Linked DNA regions of Homo sapiens: region 2 is linked to region 1. Evidence: chromatin loops called from intact Hi-C (ENCODE). Cell type or tissue: B cell. All regions are shown on one strand. Links, peaks and the distances in the headings refer to the core of each region. The heading gives the core; the rest is flanking DNA.

What was found. Peaks named below come from ENCODE experiments on the same cell type or tissue, not always from the same donor. Only the 100,000 strongest peaks of a DNase experiment are listed, where the experiment ranks them.
Region 2: it touches region 1 in a loop (24-fold over the local background); 4 of 110 quality-filtered maps call a loop at or near these places.

Annotation. Positions count from the first base shown.
Region 1 is chr9:130,230,013-130,240,516 of GRCh38, reverse strand. It overlaps NCS1 (neuronal calcium sensor 1), which reads right to left. Exons shown (of 8, transcript NM_014286.4): 8 at 3,214-7,527. Among named protein-coding and RNA genes, the nearest start is that of MIR12126, 6.1 kb to the left of the region's middle. RefSeq lists enhancers at 409-588, 669-848, 3,006-3,565. In B cell, for the core only: CTCF peaks have their summits at 3,972 and 4,184 (motif pointing right); DNase peaks (open chromatin) are centred at 3,708 and 4,216; H3K27me3 peaks cover 1,223 bases.
Region 2 is chr9:129,126,974-129,134,973 of GRCh38, reverse strand. PTPA (protein phosphatase 2 phosphatase activator) reads right to left here. Exons shown (of 10, transcript NM_178000.3): 4 at 5,864-5,989; 5 at 3,335-3,452; 6 at 80-179. Among named protein-coding and RNA genes, the nearest start is that of PTPA, 20 kb to the right of the region's middle. RefSeq lists enhancers at 1,296-1,796, 2,890-3,444, 7,206-8,000 and a silencer at 2,997-3,198. In B cell, for the core only: CTCF peaks have their summits at 2,905 and 3,111 (motif pointing left); a DNase peak (open chromatin) is centred at 3,113.

The DNA of each region.
Region 1 (10,504 bases), core at 1,128-9,127:
GGCAGGGATCCACATTGCATTCCCACTCCCAGCCCGACTCCCTACTCTTCTCCTTGTCATCTCCTCTGTATGCCTGGGGATGCCCTGAGCTGGGCTTTGGGGAGTACAATTTAGAGAGATACTTTCTAATATGCAGATGTGAGTTTGGGGCTTGGCAGGGTCAGTGGGGACAGGGTGGAAGGCCCGAGGTGGGGAGAAATGGGACCTCTAGGATGGTCCCTCTAGGAGGACTCACTGGTGCTATCACACCCAGGGAATAGCAGCCAATCTGAGCCATCCTGATAAAGCAGGTGGCCAGGTCTGTGCCTCTACTGAGCTTCAGCCCACAGTAAGCCATCCAGCGCAGGCTGGGCCAGGGGGTGAGTCAGCACAGGCTTTAGCCTGACTCGAGCAGAGCAAGGGACCATGACCCATCATGTGCCCTCAGCAACACCATTTCTGAACCGTGGTCCCTGTAGGCACCACGCCCAAGGCTGCTGGAAAAGACCTGAGCTTCCTCCACCAACAGCTCACCCCCGTTCAAGCTCACCCTCTGCTGGAAACATTGCCCCAGCTGCCCTCACAACGGCCTTCTGAACCAGAGCTTGGTATTTCCAAAGACAGGCGCCCGTGCACAGATTTACTTTCAGTGCTTCGGTGGAAACAGCACATTGTGTGGGTATGTAAATTACCTCCAATCTCTGCCTCAGGGACAGTCCCCAAGTGTGTGAAACAGTCTAGTCAGGAATCAGCCCTCCAGAGGGTGTCATATTAGCATTTTAAATATGTACTTTTATTAAAACCTACACCACAGATTTTATCCACACAAAGGATGTTAGAAGTCCCTTTTCATAGAAGTGTAATGTGGTGAAGATACATGCTTGGCTACAAAGATTTTCAGAGCTCAGCACTGTGCACCACAAGGGAAGAGCAGCAAGCAGCCTGGTGCTTCAGGACTGTGCTCAGGGGCAGGGCTCCTGGGGTCCTGGGGCCCCCACCCCCTGGATGGACAGGTACAGGTGCCTGCCTGTCTTTGTACTTACTTGACAGTGAATATCTGGACTTCTGGCAGAATTTGATCTAATACCTGCCTTCATTGCAACATTCCACCTCTGGCGAGGTTGTGGGGCAGGGGCTGTCGAGCCATCGCCTGCCTCTCATTGAGGGTCCATGGGGTTTTTGTCTGTTTGTTTTGAGACGGAGTCTCGGAGTCTCGCTCTGTTGCCAGGCTGGAGTTCAGTGGCGCGATCTCGGCTCACTGCAAGCTCCGCCTCCCGGGTTCACGGCATTCTCCTGCCTCAGCCTCCCACAGGCACCTGCCACCACGCCTGGCTAATTTTTTGTAGTTTTAGTAGAGACGGGCTTTCACCATGTTAGCCAGGATGGTCTCAATCTTCTGACCTCATGATCCGCCTGACTCGGCCTCCCAAAGTGCTGGGATTACAGGCGTGAGCCACCGCGCCCGGCCGAGGGTCCACTTTTTTACCAGAAAACCCTGTCTGTCAGAACACATGCCCAGCGTCAAGTGGTAGAGCCTGGCTGGGAACCAGGTCAGATTCCACAACCTGTGGCCCCAATCACCGTCCCACACTGCCTTTCCATGCTGCCTTTGGAACCCTCTTGAGGGTCTGGGGAGTTCTGGCATCTTCACTCTAGGACCCGCCAGAGCAACGCACAATGCTGGATGCCCAGCGTGGCCACAGAGGGTGACATCGCTGCATCCACTTCTCAACGGTTGCTTCAACCCCAAAGCGGAAGTCACATTGGGCCTTCAGCTTTGCCTGGAAGGTGGTGGCGATCTGATGATTCCTTTCACTCTGAAACATGTCTGAAACGTGGCCTGTGTTTGCAGGTGGTGGTTCATTCTAACATGGGCTGCTTGATCTTATCAATCTACACGCTTCATGCGTCTTTCAAGAGCTTTTGGCCAAGAGCAATGAATTCTAACTGACAGTTATGTTCCTGAGTCCGCGCTGGCTTTTGTTGCTCTCTGAATTCGTGTTCCTTTAACAAGCTACGAAAGTGAAAACCACCACCTCCTCTGATCCCCCTCTCCCCAACATGGCAGGGCCCATGCATACTGAGCAAACACGGGGTTACTTGACCAGAGGGGGAAGAGGAGGGCTCTCCTCTATCCCAGGCTCCAGGCCAAGGGTGACTCGGGGGAGGGCAGCCACACAGACTGCCACCTCTCGGGGTGCCTGCTGGGAGCTTGCACAAGAGCTACTCATCTCCCCACCTTCCCTCCCGACGCAACCCTCCATGTGGTCAGCAACCAATCTCTAGGCCCCCTGCGCCTGGCCCATCACAGGTGCAAAAGTCAGATGAGGTGAATGAATCATTTGCCTGAATCCCTGAGCCAATGGAGGTAGGGACCCAACCGGACATGCTGCAGCGCACACACCTCCCAGGGGTCCTCAAAGTGTGATTCACAGACCCGCAGCAGCAGCGCAGCCCAGGAACTTGTTAGGAACTCAGATTCCCAGGCCCCTGCCCAGACCCTCCTAATCAGAAACTCGGCGGCTGGGCTGGCAAGCTGGGTTTGAAGCAGCCTCCAATCCAGGTGATTCTGAGACACACTTGACTTTGAGAGCCACTGATCTAGGCCAATGGTTTTCAGACATTTTTAAAGCAGCAGCCGCCCTCTCCAGATGAAACAGGCAGGTCAGGGGATGTCGTGGGTGAGGCAGTGGGCGGGGCCTCACACCACTCAACTCTAGGCCTCGCAGAAACACTCCTGCAGATTTTTCTGGTTTAAAAGTATACTCAAGGTTCTCACTTTGCACATTCTTTCTCTCTCTTTTTTTTTTTTTTTTTTTTGAGATGGAGTCTCGCTCTTGTCACCCAGGCTGGAGTGCCATGGTGTGGTCTCAGCTCACTCCAATCGCCGCCTCCCGGGTTCAAGTGATTCTCCTGCCTCAGGCTCCCATGTAGGTGGGATTACAGGCGCCTGCCACCACACCCAGCTAATTTTTGTATTTTAGTAGAGACGGGGTTTCACCATGTTGGCCAGGCTGGTCTCGAACTCCAGACCTCAGGTGATCCGCCCAACTCGGCCTCCCAAAGTGCTGGGATTATAGGCATGAGCCACTGCACCCGGCCTACACATTCTTTCTCTTCAGGAAACTGGGAAGACAACACCCAAAGCCAGAGAAAGGGTGTCACAAAGGGAAGAAACCTAAAACGAAACGGAGAAGAATGTAAACAGACAAAGCAACAGGCCCACACAGGGAGGCGAGGACAAGTCCAGGAAGCGTGTTTAATTGGCGTGACATGGACGACATACAGCAGGAGCTTGGGGAGGCTGGGGCATGCTACACGGCCCCTGTCCACCCCTGGGCCTCGCCCTGACCCTGGCCCCAGAGACACACACCGGCAGGTTCAGACAGGACGGCACCCCAAAAAGAGACTCAAAGGGGGCTGGGGAGGCAAGCAGGAAAGGAAATAACCACAACCAGAAGACATTGCCTTTTGTTTGTTTGTTTTTGCAAGCATTATACCAATTTCTCCCCCAAGTGGCAGGCTCCGGGTGGGAGGCAGCAGCAGTCCAAACCGCTACTCTTGGGCACCGTCCTCCACTTCTGTGAGGGGCTTTGATGATGACACTCACATTTGGGTCTCACCAGGCCCCTGCGAGGCAGGCCCAGCAGAGACTCTTGCTCCCATCCAAGGGATGGGGAAATTGAGACCCAATGAGCAGAACTGACTTGCGCAAAGTCCTGAAGGAAGCCAGCCACCGAGTCAGGCTGGGAGTGAGGTGGGCCTCCCTGGGGCCGGGAGCCACTGCAGGAACAGGGACAACAGGGAATGTGCAGACTGGGGAGGGCGACTCGGGGCTACCCCATCCTGGAGAAGGGGCAGAGCCTGAGCCTGGATGCTAAGATGCCAAGACAGAAGATGGGACCAGCTGTTTATTCAACAAAAGCCTTTTATTCATTCAAAAATTAACCATTGGGTTTATTCCGCAGATATTAAAAAAAAAAAAAAAAGAGGGGGGCAAGGCTTCCCATCACAGTGCCCTTAAGTTAATTCACTTGCTATCCAGGGATGGCCTAGCAGAGGGGTGTCTGGGAAACGCTGCCAGAAATGTGGTGGCCCAGGGCCTCTGAGGACTCACAGCCCCCTCCTCGCCTCCCCGCTCCAGCCTCCCTCCGGACCACCCGTCCGGTGGGGTTGCAGCCCCCAGGTGCGTTGGCGGCTTACCACCACCAGGGGGCGCGCCGCGCTTCCTTAGCTCCCTTAAAATTAAATGCTGAAACCGCGCTGGGAACAGGGTGACTTTCCGCCTGGCGGGTGGGCAATGGAGGCTTTTTCCAGAGACAGCCTGCCTCTCCAGGAAGGGATCCCAGGCATCCCGACCTCCCCACCAACCCCCTCCGAAAAAACACAAAGTTCCTGAAACCCCAGGTGCACTTGTCTAGGAAACGGGCTGTCAAACTGAAAAGCATTTCAGGGGAAGAGATGTCAGTACAGAGGGTGACACGTACGCTTGCCTTGATGTTATTTTAAACGTGGCCTGCTTAGATCATGGAAAATCGGAACATTCTCCTAAGTCACCATCAACACAAAGTGAGGAGCAGACGCTACGAGGAAGAGGACAGGCCGTGGCCGACTGGCCGCCTGGGGCTGGTGCCTGCCCTGGCCCCAGTGCGAGGCTCTGCAGAGGGACTATGGGCGTGCCCTCTGCATCAGAGCATCTGAAGCGAGCCGCATTGGGTGGCAAACGCCGCTGTGGAGAGGCGCACGGGCTGCTCAGGAGGCACCTGGCTCAGGATTCTGCGGCATCACTGCAGCCAGAGGCCTGGGGAGAGGAGGGGGCAGAGATCGGTCCCTGCCAGGCAAACTCTAGTGAAAATGGCCAGTGTCCAGCACCCCGCCAGGGCCGGGAAGGGCGGCCCTTCCGGCAGCTCTGGGCTGGCTCGGGCTGTGGGCCCACCGGCATGCTGGGCTGCGGTCCGCAAGCATACCATCTGCTAAGGCCAGAAGCCACACCTGTGGCTTCAAACCAAAAGGCCAAAGGGCAGGACGATGGAGGAAGGCCGGACACACCGAAGGGGTCCACATGCTTAAGCCCAGACACCCTCAGCCACAGGTCAGGTTGTACAACAGTGTCAGTCCCATTGGACCAGAGAGGCAAATCGAGCCTCAGGCAGAGGCCAAAGGAAAGTAATTTGACCTGGGAAAGACCTCCCTCATCCTCTCAGCCCAAAGCCACCATGTTCGTTCCCTGCCCCAGACCCCAGGTCAGAGCCCAGCTGAGAAACTTCAGCCGTTGGTGCTGAGTCCCAGGTCGCCCGGGCCAGCAGCTGAGCAGGGAGCCGACTGGCAGGGGCCTCAAAGAATCCACCCTTCAAAGTGGCCTGTGAAGGTGGAACCACTGACCCCATCCCTGCAGGATGTTGGTGGGGGAGGGGGGGTTACCGTGGGGCCAGCGTGCAGTCCTAGGGGGCTGCCAATGAACGCCTCAGGGGGGACGCTGGGGTTGGCTGAATGCTCCAGCCAAGGGGAACAGCCACGCAGCCCCACACGGCAACGTCACTACGGCAGAGGCCTTCCTCGGGCTGGAGGCCTGCTTGCTGAGGGTGGGAACCGAGGACCAAAGTGTCCCCTCTAAAACATGGGCTGATGGGCTGTTGACTCTGCAAAGCAGCAGCAAGAATTCTAGACCCAGGCCTGGCCCTGACAGTCTGGGAAGCGGCTTCTCACCTCAAGCCTTCCCTGTGCAAGGACTCCTTCTGGGTCCCAAAGAGCGCTCAAGGGTCTGGGGGGAACCAGGAAATGCTGCGGGAAGGGACAAGGTGTGCCACATGACACATTCATCTGCTGGAACTGACCCCACACACCAGCAGCCACGCAATAGGGGCTGTGCTGTGACTCAGACAGTCCCTCGGGCTGCTGGGGTCAAGCAAACTTAACCACAGCATCACCAGCCACAGGAAACTGAACCCCAGGCCTAGAGTGACATGATGTCGGCATGGAAAAGGGCCTTCAAGACCAACCAGCCCGGGCCTCCTCGCTCTGCAGATGGGGCAACTGAGACCCAGAGAGGGCAGGAGGCTGCCCACAATCAAAGAGCAAGGGCCGGACCTTGGGCTCCTACCTCTGGTCCAGGGTGGCCTCGCATTCCTGGTGATGGTCCTGGGGCCGCACCTGCCTCAGTGGCAGGCACCGCTGGAAGCCTCCGTGAAGACATGTGGGCCGCAGCCCCAGGTGTAGGGACTATATTGATGGGATTGCCTGGAACTCTTCTCTCCTTCCCTCCCTCCCAGCCTTTGAGCCAAGAGAAGGCCAGGGAAGGACACCATGCAGTTTACTGGAAAAAGCAGATAGGAAGGAGGGAAGGCAGAGCGGGAGAGAGTCATGAACTATCTTGAAATCCCCTCCCCAGCCCAAGGAGGCGGGGGTCCCCTTGATTTCTGCTAACTTACTTCAAAGACCACCTCTCCTGACTCTGCCTGGGTACCCAATGCCCCTTCTTCCAGCTCCCAGCCTTAGGCGCCCTGTTTTCCATGCTGCGGCAAACACCAAAGCAAGAGTTGAGAAACCTAAAGATGTCCCCTGTTCATCCTCGGAAAAAATGTTACGGACCCAGGGGAGAACAAGGATGCGGGGACAGAGGCAGCAGGGAAAAGGGGTTTGGCAGGAGGCATTCGGGCTGGAGGGAACAGTGCATTAGCCATTTAGGAATTTCCACCTCTCCCCTCTCCAAAAATCAAGCACAGTATCTGAAAAAAAAAAAATTTTTTTTGGCTTCTTGGCCGCTGCAGGCCACCATCCTCCCAAGTCGGCGTGGGCAGGTGGGTCAGGGCGTGCACATGTAAACGGTGGGCCCGCAGCCCTGGGAGCTGAGGACACACCAGGCAGCAGCAACAGTTAACAACCAATAAATTAAAGATATCAATTATATATGTATATAAAAAAAAACCTCACTTTCCCCACAAAAAGCACAATACTGTTATCACAAAAAAAATCATCATCCTCATAATTAATCATCCTAGCCACGCAGGTGGTTTTGCTGCCAAAAGATGGGACGACAAATAACGTTGACCAGGCAGAACCCCTAGACACCCTCGGCCCACCCACAGCCTCTCCGGCTGCCGAAGGACGAGGGACGAGGGCAAGGCAGAGTTCTCTGAGGTCCCCAGGCCTTCACCCCATCTGTCAGTCTGTGTCTTCTAGGACAGAAGGTAGTTGTTTTTTTTTCTTTTAAAACGTCTGTTCAAAATAAAAAACAAAAGCACACGCGCAAGAGAGCGGGAGGAACGGAGGCTGCCTGCGAGGCAGCCAAGTCCTTGGTTTATGCAGAGGGCTGTAGCCTTTTCCATTTCGTGTTGTCGTTTTCCGGACAAGCAGAGGTTGCTGGCAATTGGAGCCGGTGGCTTCAGGCGGGGGATGGGTGCAGGACAGGGGAGAGGAGAGCCGGGGCCTCCCGGGTCAAGGGCAGCCGGCTGTGTGTGGATGCGGAAGAAGGCTGGGTGGACGCACGGGGTTGGTGTCAGGGCTGAGGTGGCCTCATGGCACAGAAGGAGGTGAGTGGTTCCCAGGCATCTGGAAGACACAAGGAGGCAAGATGGGTTAAGATCCAGCCACAGCGGATAGGGGTTAAGGTCTGGCCACGGAGGATAGGCACAGAGAGCTGGCAGGAAGGTCGATAGATGGCAAGCTGGCATTCTATGTCAGAAGTCCTAAAAATGTGCATAACCTCTGAGGCACCCTTTGGGTTTTTTGGTTTTTTTTTGTTTGCTTTTTTTTGAGTTGGAGTCTTGCTCTGTCACCTGGGCTGCAGTGCAGTGGCATAATCTCGGCTCACTGCAACCTCCACCTCTTGGGTTCAAGCGATTCTCCTGCCTCAGCCTCCCAAGTAGCTGGGATTACAGGCGCCCGCCACCATGCCTGGCTAATTTCTTTTTGCATTTTTTAGTAGAGACAGGGTTTCACCATCTTGGCCAGGCTGGTCTCGAACTCCTGACCTCATGATAGACCCGCCTCGGCCTCCCAAAGTGCTGGGATTACAGGCGTGAGCCACCGTGCCCAGCCTATATTTATCCTTAATAAATAAATGTTTACCACTGCACCATCTGTAATAGCAGAAAACAGAAAACAAAAATGGAAGCAGAGAAAACAATCTAAGTGTCCAGTATCAGAGGAGTGGTGGGATACATTAGGACACACCCACAGGATAAAACAGTTTACAAACCATTAAAAACAACACATAGAACAGTCGATAAACACATGAAAAGATGCCCAACATCCCTAGTCATTAGGGAAACACACATCAAAGCCACAGGGAGGGCCAGGAGTGGTGGGTCAAACCTGTAAATCTAGCACTTTGGGAGGCCAAGGCAGGAGGATCGCTTGAGGCCAGGAGTTCAAGACCAGCTTGGCCAACACAGTGAAACCCGGTCTCTACCAAAAATACAAAAATTAGCCGGACGTGGCTGCGCACACCTATAATTCCAGCTGCTTGGGAGGCTCAGACAGGAGAATGACTTGAACCTGGGAGGCAGAGGTTGCAGTGAGCCGAGATTGCATCACTGCACTCCAGCCTGGGAGACAGAGTGGGACCCTGTCTCAAAAAACAAAAACCACAACAACAACAAAAAACCACAGTGAGGCAACCACTTCACACCCACTAGGATGGCTACCTTTTTTTTTTTTTTCATGGAAAATAACAAGCGTTGGCAAGGATGTGGGAAACTGGAACCTCTGTCCTTTGCTGGTGGGAATGCAAAATGCTGTCACTAGTTTGGAGATCAGTTTGGTGGTTCCTCAAAAAGTTAAACATAGAGTTAACCATATGACCCAGCAACTCCACTCCTAGGTATATACCCAAAGAACCAAAAATCCATACTCAGGCCAGGTGAGGTGGCTCATGTCTGTAATCCCAACCCTTTAGGAAGCCAAGGTACGCGGATCACCTGAGTTCAAGAGTTCGAGACTAGCCTGGCCAACATGGTGAAACCCCATCTCTACTAAAAATACAAAAATTAGCTGGGCGTGGTGGTGTGTGCCTGTAATCCCAGCTACTCAGGAGACTGAGGCAGGAGAATCGCTTGAATCCAGGAGGCAGAGGTTGCAGTGAGCCAAGATCACGTCATTGCACTCCAGCCTGGGCAAAAAGAGTGAGACTCCACCTCAAAAAAATAAATACATAAAAAATAAACAAAATTAAAGTTTTTTTTTTTTGAGATAAAATCTCACTTTATCACCCAGGCTGGAGTGCGGTGGTGCAATCTCAGCTTACTGCAGCCTCACCCTCCCTGGTTCAAGCAATCCTCCTGCCTCAGCACCCCTAAGTAGGTGGGACTACAGGCACCCGCCACCACACCCAGCTAATTTTTGTATTTTTGGTAGAGACAGGGTTTCACCATGTTGCCCAGGCTGGTCTTGAACTCTTTGGCTCAAGTGATCCACACAGCTCGACCTCCCAAAGTGCTGGGATTACAGGCGTCAGCCACTGCACATGGTCTAAATAAATTTAAGAGACCTATCAACCTATTACAATGGGTAGACTTTATTCTGATTCTGATTTCAGTAAACAAAGTTAAAAAAAAAAGAGTAAGATAACAGGAAACTAGAATAGCAACTAGAGATCAGAGGATATTAAGGAATTATTGATTGCTTTTGCTTTATGAATTTTTCAAAGAATCTTTATCTTTTAGAAATACATTTTGAAATGGATTAAGTATGATGATGTCTTGAATTTGCTTCAAAATCACAAGAGTGGGGGTGGGGGGGGAGGGCACAGATGGTACAAGATTGGCAGGGAACTGGGGATTCGGAAGCTGAGTGATGAGTACAAAACATTACACTTTTTTTTTTTTTTAAAGAGACAGAGTCTTACACTGTCACCTAGGCAGGAGTGTAGTGGTACAATCCTAGTTCACTGTAGCCTTTAACTCCTGGGCTCAAGGGATCCTCCTGCCTCAGCTTCCTGAGTAGCTGGGACTACAGGCATGTGCCACCACACCTGGCTAATTTTCATATTTTTTGTAGAGACAGAGTCTCTCTATGTTGCCTAGGCTGGACTCAAACTTCTGGCCTAAAGCAGTCCTCCCACTTCGGCCTCCCAAAGCACTGGGATGATAGGTGTGAGTGACCACAGGCGCCCACTCAGCATTACACTATTCTCTCTGCCACTGTGTATGAATGTTTCCATAACAGATAATTTGTTTTGTTTTGTTTTTCAGACAGAGTCTCACTCTGTCACCCAGGCTGGAGTGCAGTGGAGTGGTTTTGGCTCACTGCAACCTCCGCCTCCCAGGTTCAAGCAATTCTCCTGCCTCGGCCTCCCAAATAGCTGGGATTACAGGTGCCCGCCACCACACCTGGCTGATTTTTGTATTTTTTGTAGAGACGGGGTTTCACCATGTTGCCCAGGCTGGTCTTGAACTCCTAACCTCAAGTGATCCACTTGCCTCAGCCTCCCAAAGTGCTGGGGTTACTGGCATGAGCCAGTGCGCCTGGCCCATAATAGATAACTTTTTAATCCCTTCCCCAAATTCCCAACAACCTGAGTGTCCAA
Region 2 (8,000 bases), core at 1-8,000, 1.1 Mb after region 1:
GCACCCCATTTCCCAGTTTGAGGAGGAAACAGATGGCCCCTCACGCCCCCTCCTCCAACCCTCCTGTCCTTTCTCTCACCGATTGAACACCTTGAAGACAATAGCTATTTGGTCATCCACCCGGAGCACCCCAATCTTGCAGAGACAGCAGAGGAAAGCAGCGAAGGCTGCCTCATGCCCTGGAGGAGAAAAACAACCAGCGTTGACAGTAGTCCAGGTAAAGGACTGGGATTGTTTTAGTCTCCCAGAATCCGAATCATTGATAAGTGCCCCTCTGAGGAGGGTGGTCAACATGGAGACAATGAGACCTCTTCCCCATTCAGAAAGACTTGCTAGGCCCTTTCCTTTCAAGAACTATAATACCAGTACTGGCCGTGCATGGTGGCTCATGCCTGTAATCCCAGCACTTCAGGAGGCTGAGGCAGGCAGCTTGCTTGAGCTCAGGAGTTTGAGATCAGCCTGGCCAACATGGCAAAACCCTGTCTCTACAAAAAATACAAAAATTAGCCAGACATGGTGGCATGTGCCTGTGGTCCCAACTACTCAGGAGGCTGAGATGGAGGATCTCCTGAGCCCAGGAGGTTGAGGCTGCAGTGAGCCATGATAAGGCCACTGCACTCCAGCCTGGGTGACAAAGTGAGACTGTCTCAAAAAAAAAAAAAAAAAAAAAAAAAAAAGAACTACCAGTACTATAATTCCACTCGTAAAAGACCCGGGCTGGACATTTACATTTCATTACGTAGGTTTAACTCACTCAGCAATTCCACCATATTTACTGAGCACCTACTATGTAAGCAGTCACTGTCCATGTTACGCACTAGGAGACAGTGACAAGTAAGTCCTTGCCCTCAGAAAGTTTATGATCTATCAGGGACAACAGACATTATAAATATACAGTCACTACTATGATTCCAGCTCTGAAGGAGAAAGACAGGGTACTAACTGGAGGATATCACAGAAGGACCCTGACGTAAGGGTTCAAGGTTTCCCCTAAGGAAGTAACATCTAATCTGAAATCTGAAAGATGTGAGCTGGCAAGGCAAAGGGAGTGAGGGAAGCAAGAAATGCATTCTAGCCAGAAGGAATAGCATGTGCACAGGCCTTGAGGCAAGAAAAAGTTTGATCTGTTTGAGGAACACTAAGGAGGCCAGTATGTCGAAGGCAGTGAGAGCAAGGGAGAACGTGTAATGACAGGAGGCTACAGGTCACATGGGCCTTTTGGCCATAGGAAAGAGCTCAGACTTTACCCTAAGAGCAATAGGGAGCCACTGCAGGCTTCTAAGCAGGGAACACATGATCAGATTACAGGGTGAAAAAGTATCCTCCTTCCTTTCCCAGTCATATCAAACAGGAATGGTCTGCACTGTAGGAACAACTCACTGGACTGTGATTGAATCCCATTGTTCACAATGTCACACAAAACCTATCTGGAGGGAGGTGAGAAGAGAATGTGTCAGAGAATACTTCTGTCCTGTCTCTGGAGGACGAAGACCCCTCCAGGGCCTGGAAGCTTGTGAGCTCAGTTTCCTTCCCCTGCCACAGTTTCCAATTATGACCAGACAGGGCCCAGGCTCCCATTGTTCAGGGGTTCACATGCAGCTGGGGCACCAACCCCTGCTGACCTGGCCAGTCTTCCCTCTTTGATCTTTTCCTGCTGGTCTTAGTCAAAGCCCCACCCGGTCCAAGAGGGCCCTTCTCCAGGGCCTGCCTCTGTGGCTGGGGCTCCCTCCTGTGGATCACATTCCCCAGACAAGGGGAGGGCTGAGCGGTGCCCCATCTGCCTGCCTCAGGGAAGGAAGGCGGGCCCTCACCAAAGCAGAGGTCCTCCTTAGCTGCACAGGCCAGGCCCTGACCTAGAGAACGCCTCCCTTCTCTATTTTTGAGAGATGGGGTCTCAGCATGGTGGCTCGACAGGCCGTGCCCTGACACAGAGAATGCCTCCCTTCTATATTTTTGAGAGATGGGGTCTCAGCATGGTGGCTCCACAGGCCATGCCCTGACCTAGAGAACACCTCCCTTTTATATTTTTGAGAGATGGGGTCTCAGCATGGTGGCTTGCACCTGTAATCTGAGCACTTTGGGAGGCTGAGGTGGGAGAACAGCTTGAGCTCAGGAGTTCAAGACCAGCCCAGGCAACATGGCAAAACCCCATCTCTACAAAAAATACAAAACAATCAGCTGGGCGCAGTGGCTCACGCCTGTAATCCCAGTCCCAGCACTTTGGGAGGCCAAGGTGGGTGGAGAAGTGACCTCACCAGAGGTCAGGAGTTCGAGACCAGCCTGGCCAACATGGTGAAACCCTGTCTCTACCAAAAACACTAAAATTAGCCAGGTATGGTGGTGTGTGCCTATAGTCCCAGCAGAATAATCGCTTGAACCCAGGAGGTGGAGGTTGCAGTGAGCCAAGATCATGCCACTGCACTCCAGCCTGGGCAACAGAGTGAGACTCTGTCTCAAATAAATAAATAAATTGCCAGGCTGGTGGTGCACACCTGTAGTCCCAGGTACTGGGGAGTGGGGAGATGCAGAGGTGAGAGGATCACTTGGGCCCGGGAGGTCAAGGCTGCAGTGGGCCAAGATCACATCACTGCACTGCAGCCCGGGTGACAAAGCAAGACCCTGTCTCAAAAAAATAAATATATAAATAAAAATAACTTAAAATAAATTTTTAAAAAAGAGATGGAGTCTTGCTACGTTGCCTAGGCTGGTCTTAAACTCCTGAGCTCAGGCAATCCTCCCCCTCAGCCTCCAAAAGTGCTAGGATTACAGGCACGCACCACTGCACCTGTCTACACTTCCCTTTTAAAGTGTCCACACACTCCCTCTCCTCAAAGTCCAGGTCCCTTGGCTTACATGGACCACAGATCCAAACAGCCCAATAGCACAGAGAATGTGGCTAAGAGACAAGGGGTTCAAGGGAGAGGGTGTGCCACGACACTGCAAAGGCCACCAAGAAGCGTTCCCATTTCTCAAAGCTTCAGTAAGCTGCTGCCTTGACACACAGTAAGTGCTCAATTAATAATTATTTTGGTGATGATGAGGAGCTCAGAGACCATTTTCACAAGAACAGAAAGCAGCGCTGCGCAAGCACCATGCACGGGGCATCAGCTCCCCCTGGTGGACCACAGCAGAGCTGCAGCATCCGGGCCTCCCTGCATGCCTACGCCCTCCCTGCCGGTGAAGCCACCCTAACCCCAGCTGGCCCCAATAGGTTGCAGGTGCTTGGCGAATTCTTGATTGCTCTCACTTGCTCAGAGGGCCCAGAGACCACCTGAAGCCCAAAACAGAAAGCAGTGAAGCTAGATAAGTACAGAGCCCCACAAGCAGCAGATACCTGTGCCGTAGTCAATGCGCGTGGAGTTCCCCACTGACTCCTTTAGGTAAACAGCCACCTCAGGCACAGCAGCTGCCAGATGGGTAGGGACCACTGTGGCCACCAAGTTTTCTGCTTCCTGGTAACACAAGAGACACAAAGTGGTGGCAGCATATTAAGCAGCATCCCAGTGGGCAGGTGCCCAGGGGCAGCACCTGACTGGGGGCCCACACTGCCTTGCCAGGCCAGCTTGGTTCCTGTTCTGACAGGCCACAGAAGGAAGGGGAGGGACAGCATTTATTCTTCCACAGCAGAAGACTACCCAGGCGACTTATCATCAACTGATTTTTCCAGGGCACAGGAGTCTAGGGGCAAAACAGGAGGAATCTGGAAAAAAGCCTCAACCCTCCCATGTGGTAACTCACTGGAGCCCCACAGAGACTCTGGAAGGTCAGTGCTATGATTCCCACACAGGCCACCTTCCTTCACACTCTCAGGTCAGCAAGAGCTGGTGTCATGTGCCATCAAAAGACGTGCAGAAGAATGTTCACAACAGCACTGTTTAGAGTAGCCAAAAGGTGGAAATGCAATGGAAATGTCCATCAACAGTGAAATGAATAAATTGTGGTATATTCATACAATAGAATACTACACAGCAAAGAAAAAGACCTATAGCTAGACATGAAAACATGGATGAATCTCAGACATGACATTGAGCAAAAGAAGCCAGAGAGTTATACGAAGTTCAGAAACATGGAAAAAAATCAATTTATGGAATAGAAATCAGAATAATCTGGGCGATATCAATTGGGAAGGGGAGCACTCCAGCTAGAATGTTCTATTGCTTGACATGAGTGGTGAATCCATGGGTAAAAAACTTGGCATGAGTGGTGAGTCCATGAGTAAAAACATGTAAAAATCCATCAAGCTGTAAAGCTATGATTTGTCAGCTTTAAGATATAACTTAAGGCTGGGAGCAGTGGCTCACACCTGTAATTCCAACACTTTAGGAGGCCAAGGTGGGCGGATCACCTGAGGCCAGGATTTCGAGATCAGCCTGGCCAACATGATGAAACCCCGTCTCTACTAAAAACACAAAAATTAGCCAAGCATGGTGGCGCATGCTGTAGTCCCAGCAACTTGGGAGGCTGAGGCAGGACGATTGCTTGAGCCCAGGAGGTCAAGGCTGCAGGGAGCTGAGATCATGCCACTGCACTCCAGCCTGAACAACAGGAAAAAAAAAAAAAAAAGATCATGTACCATCTTAAGAGTCCAGAGGCAGGCCCGGGCGTCTCTTGGGAACAGCACTTCACTGGGTCCTGAGTCCTCCCCTCTGCTCTATGTGAAAATATTGGGCCAGAGCAATTAGGACCCAAATTTCCTTAAGCTCAGTTGTAGACAACTGGCATGAGCCATCTCCTGGAAAGCTAGTAAAAATCCAGGTTCCCAGTCCCTACCCAGACCTGTAGACTCTGCTTTTCTAGACAGGGTCTGAGATCCTGCATTTTTATTTTTGTTTGCTTTGAATAGGTAACACCTTCGTAAGATTCAAAAATAAAAACATCAGTAGAGGATCAGTTCAATAGACTAGTCCATCCACACCATGGAGTATGCAGCTAGCATTCCAAGTGGGTGTGCAATGGCTCCATCATAGCTCACTGCAGCCTCAAACTCCAGAGCTCAAGTCATTCTCCTGCTTCAGCCACCCAAGCAGCTGGGACCAAAGGTGTGCACCACCATTTCTTATTTTTTGCAGTAACGGGGTCTTGCTATGTTGCCCAACCTACTCACAAACTCCTGGGCTCAAGTGATCCTCCCGCCTTAACCTCCCCGAATTCTGAGATTACATGTATGAGCCACCGTGCCCAGCTATGAAAAAAATTCCTTTTTGGGGCCGAGCGTGGTGGCTCACACCTGTAATCCCAGCACTTTGGGAGGCCGAGATGGGCGGATCACAAGGTCAGGAGATCAAGACCATCCTGGCTAACACGGTGAAACCCCGTCTCTACGAAAAATACAAAAAATTAGCCGGGCGTGGTGGTGGGTGCCTGTAGTCCCAGCTACTCGGAAGGCTGAGGCAGGAGAATGGCGTGAACCCAGGAGGTGGAGCTTGCAGTGAGCCAAGACTGCGCCACTGCACTCCAGCCTGGGCAACACAGCGAGACTCCGTCTAAAAAAAAAAAAAGATAAAATAAAAAATAAAAAAAATTCCTTTTTATAGCTGCACAGTACTCCATGATATTGATGGACTAATTTATTTAAATAATCCCCTACAGATGGATACTTGGAACATTTCCAGTTTGCTGTAATACAGTGACTTAATAAACAGCCTTGTAGTGCAGAGGGCCGTATGTGCACAGTCGTGTTTCCCAGAAGATGACCAAGCAGAGTATAAACTCATTTGTAATTTTGCTAAGTGAAATTGACATTTTAACAAACTGAGATTTGTATATGCCTAGAAGCGCTATACAATGCAGGCCCTTCCCCAACTGGTGCCAGAACCACCCTCACTGCCAGCCCAGTCCCTGGCCTGTCCTGTGGCAGCCTCACCTCATCAAGTTTGGCATACCAGGTCCTGTATGCCTTATTCCCAAACCGAGAGGGCTGGTCCACTGGAGGAGTCTCATCAATCCACCTGTCCAGCGTGTTGAGAAGAGCGACTAGTTTCTCAATGGCCTGTGGAGGCAAAATAGAGGGGTCCAAGCTACAGAGCAAGTGGCTCCCGCTTAGCCACAGAGGGAAGTCCACTGCTGCCAGACAATGACCCCTTGGCATGGCCCCTACTGGGAACTCTCCCCCATCCCTCTTTCTTCCCCACTGTTCTGAATATGAAGGAGGGTCAGGAGAGCATGATAGGCTTTCCAGAGAGGGAAGCACACTAGGCTGATGGGACAGGGACGGGGTGGCTTTAGCACCTGGTTTCTGTAGGCAGCCTACCCATGGGCTGCTGCTATAGAGAAGCTAACTCCAGCCCTGACATCTTTTTAAAAAGACTTTATGGAAGCCTTTTGTTCAGTATGCAATACCTACTCATCATAAAAAATAGAAATATAAACAGAAGAAAATGAAAATGACCAGTAATCCTGCCACCCAGAAATACACTAAACTTTTTTTTTTTTTTTTTGAGACAGAGTTTCGCTCTTGTTGCCCAGGCTGGAGTGCAGTGGTGCAATCTCGGCTCACTGCAACCTTTGCCTCCCAGGTTCAAGCGATTCTCCTGCCTCAGCCTCCCAAGTAGCTGGGACTAAAGGCGCACACCACCACGCCCAGCTAATTTTTGTACTTCTAGTAGAGATGGGGTTTCTCCATGTTAGTCAGGCTGGTCTCAAACTCCCGACCTCAAGTGATGCACCTGCATCGGCCTCCCAAAGTTCTGGGATTACAAGCGTGAGCCACCGTGCCTGGCCTACACTAAACATTTTAACATACCCTTCTGTGTTATCTTCTCATAGTGTTTTACATGGTTTAGCATGGTGGGCCTGGATTCAAACCCCAGCTAAAACACCATTTAGCTGCTGTGAGACCTTGAGCAAGTGACTAACTCTGAGCCTCTCAGTTTCTTCGTCTAAAAAATGGGGCTGATGATAAATACCTCCGAAGGTGCACAGTGCCCGGCGCGGGGTAATGGTATGCATTCATCGCAGGACACACTCTGCTTTGCAGCCTGCTCCTTTTCCTCATGAACCTCATTCCACATCTACATATAAACATAATCTTATGACAACTTTTACTAAGTGAATAACATTTCATCGTGCCACTGCATTATAATTAATTTAATTCCTCACTGTTAAATGTTTGGGTTATTTCCACCTGTTTCACTACCTATTTCATACACAATGCTATGGTAAATCAGCTTGCAACTCAATCTTTGTGGAAATGCCAGATCATCGTGTGCAATGCTTTGTAGGGTGGCAGAGTTTGAGAGCCCATCCCCCTACACCTTTCCCACAGAAGACAGGGACCAAGAAGTAGAATCGGAGTCAGAGGTGCGGGCAGCATTGGCACATAAAATGTTACTCAATGAAGAAATCGGGTGGCTGTCTATCCAACCCAAAGATCAGTTAGAAGGTGCTCCTTCCAGGTTGGCTTTTAGAAATAGCCCAGCACCAGGGCCGGTGGAAAATACAACGCGGAGGCTATCTGCAGCCATTCAGTCCTGAGAAAAGAGTCCCTGCCAGGAAGTGGATCTTGCCTGTGTCTATGGAAACAAACGGCATAAGAAACTTACAGGAAATCCTGGCACTGGGTAAGAACTAGCAGGGTGATGCCCACATGAGAAGTTGCGCCTGGGAGGGCAAGGCAGACCAGGCCTGCCATGTGCAAAGACTCAGCCAAGAGCTATGTATGTACCTGGGGAGAGGCAGGCTTAAGCTAATGAAACAGGCTGGCCATGCCCCCAGCTGCATATGTGAAACCGGCCCTGAGTGCTGCTCTCTCTTATCTCCCCTTTATCTAGGCTTGGGGCATGGGAGGACAGAAAAAGTAGCCTGTAAGAGGATAAATTTCCCTTTACACCTGGCTAAGGCAGAGGGCTAGGATGGCATAAAGCTGCCTTGCTGAAATGTGAGAGCGCTGCCAGAGCCTGGCTTTGTGAAAAACCAGGAATGGCTGATAAGCACAGGCCAGACCTAACCCATGCAGAAACGGGGGCTTACAATGGATGGCACAGTCATCTTGGCCCCAGGAA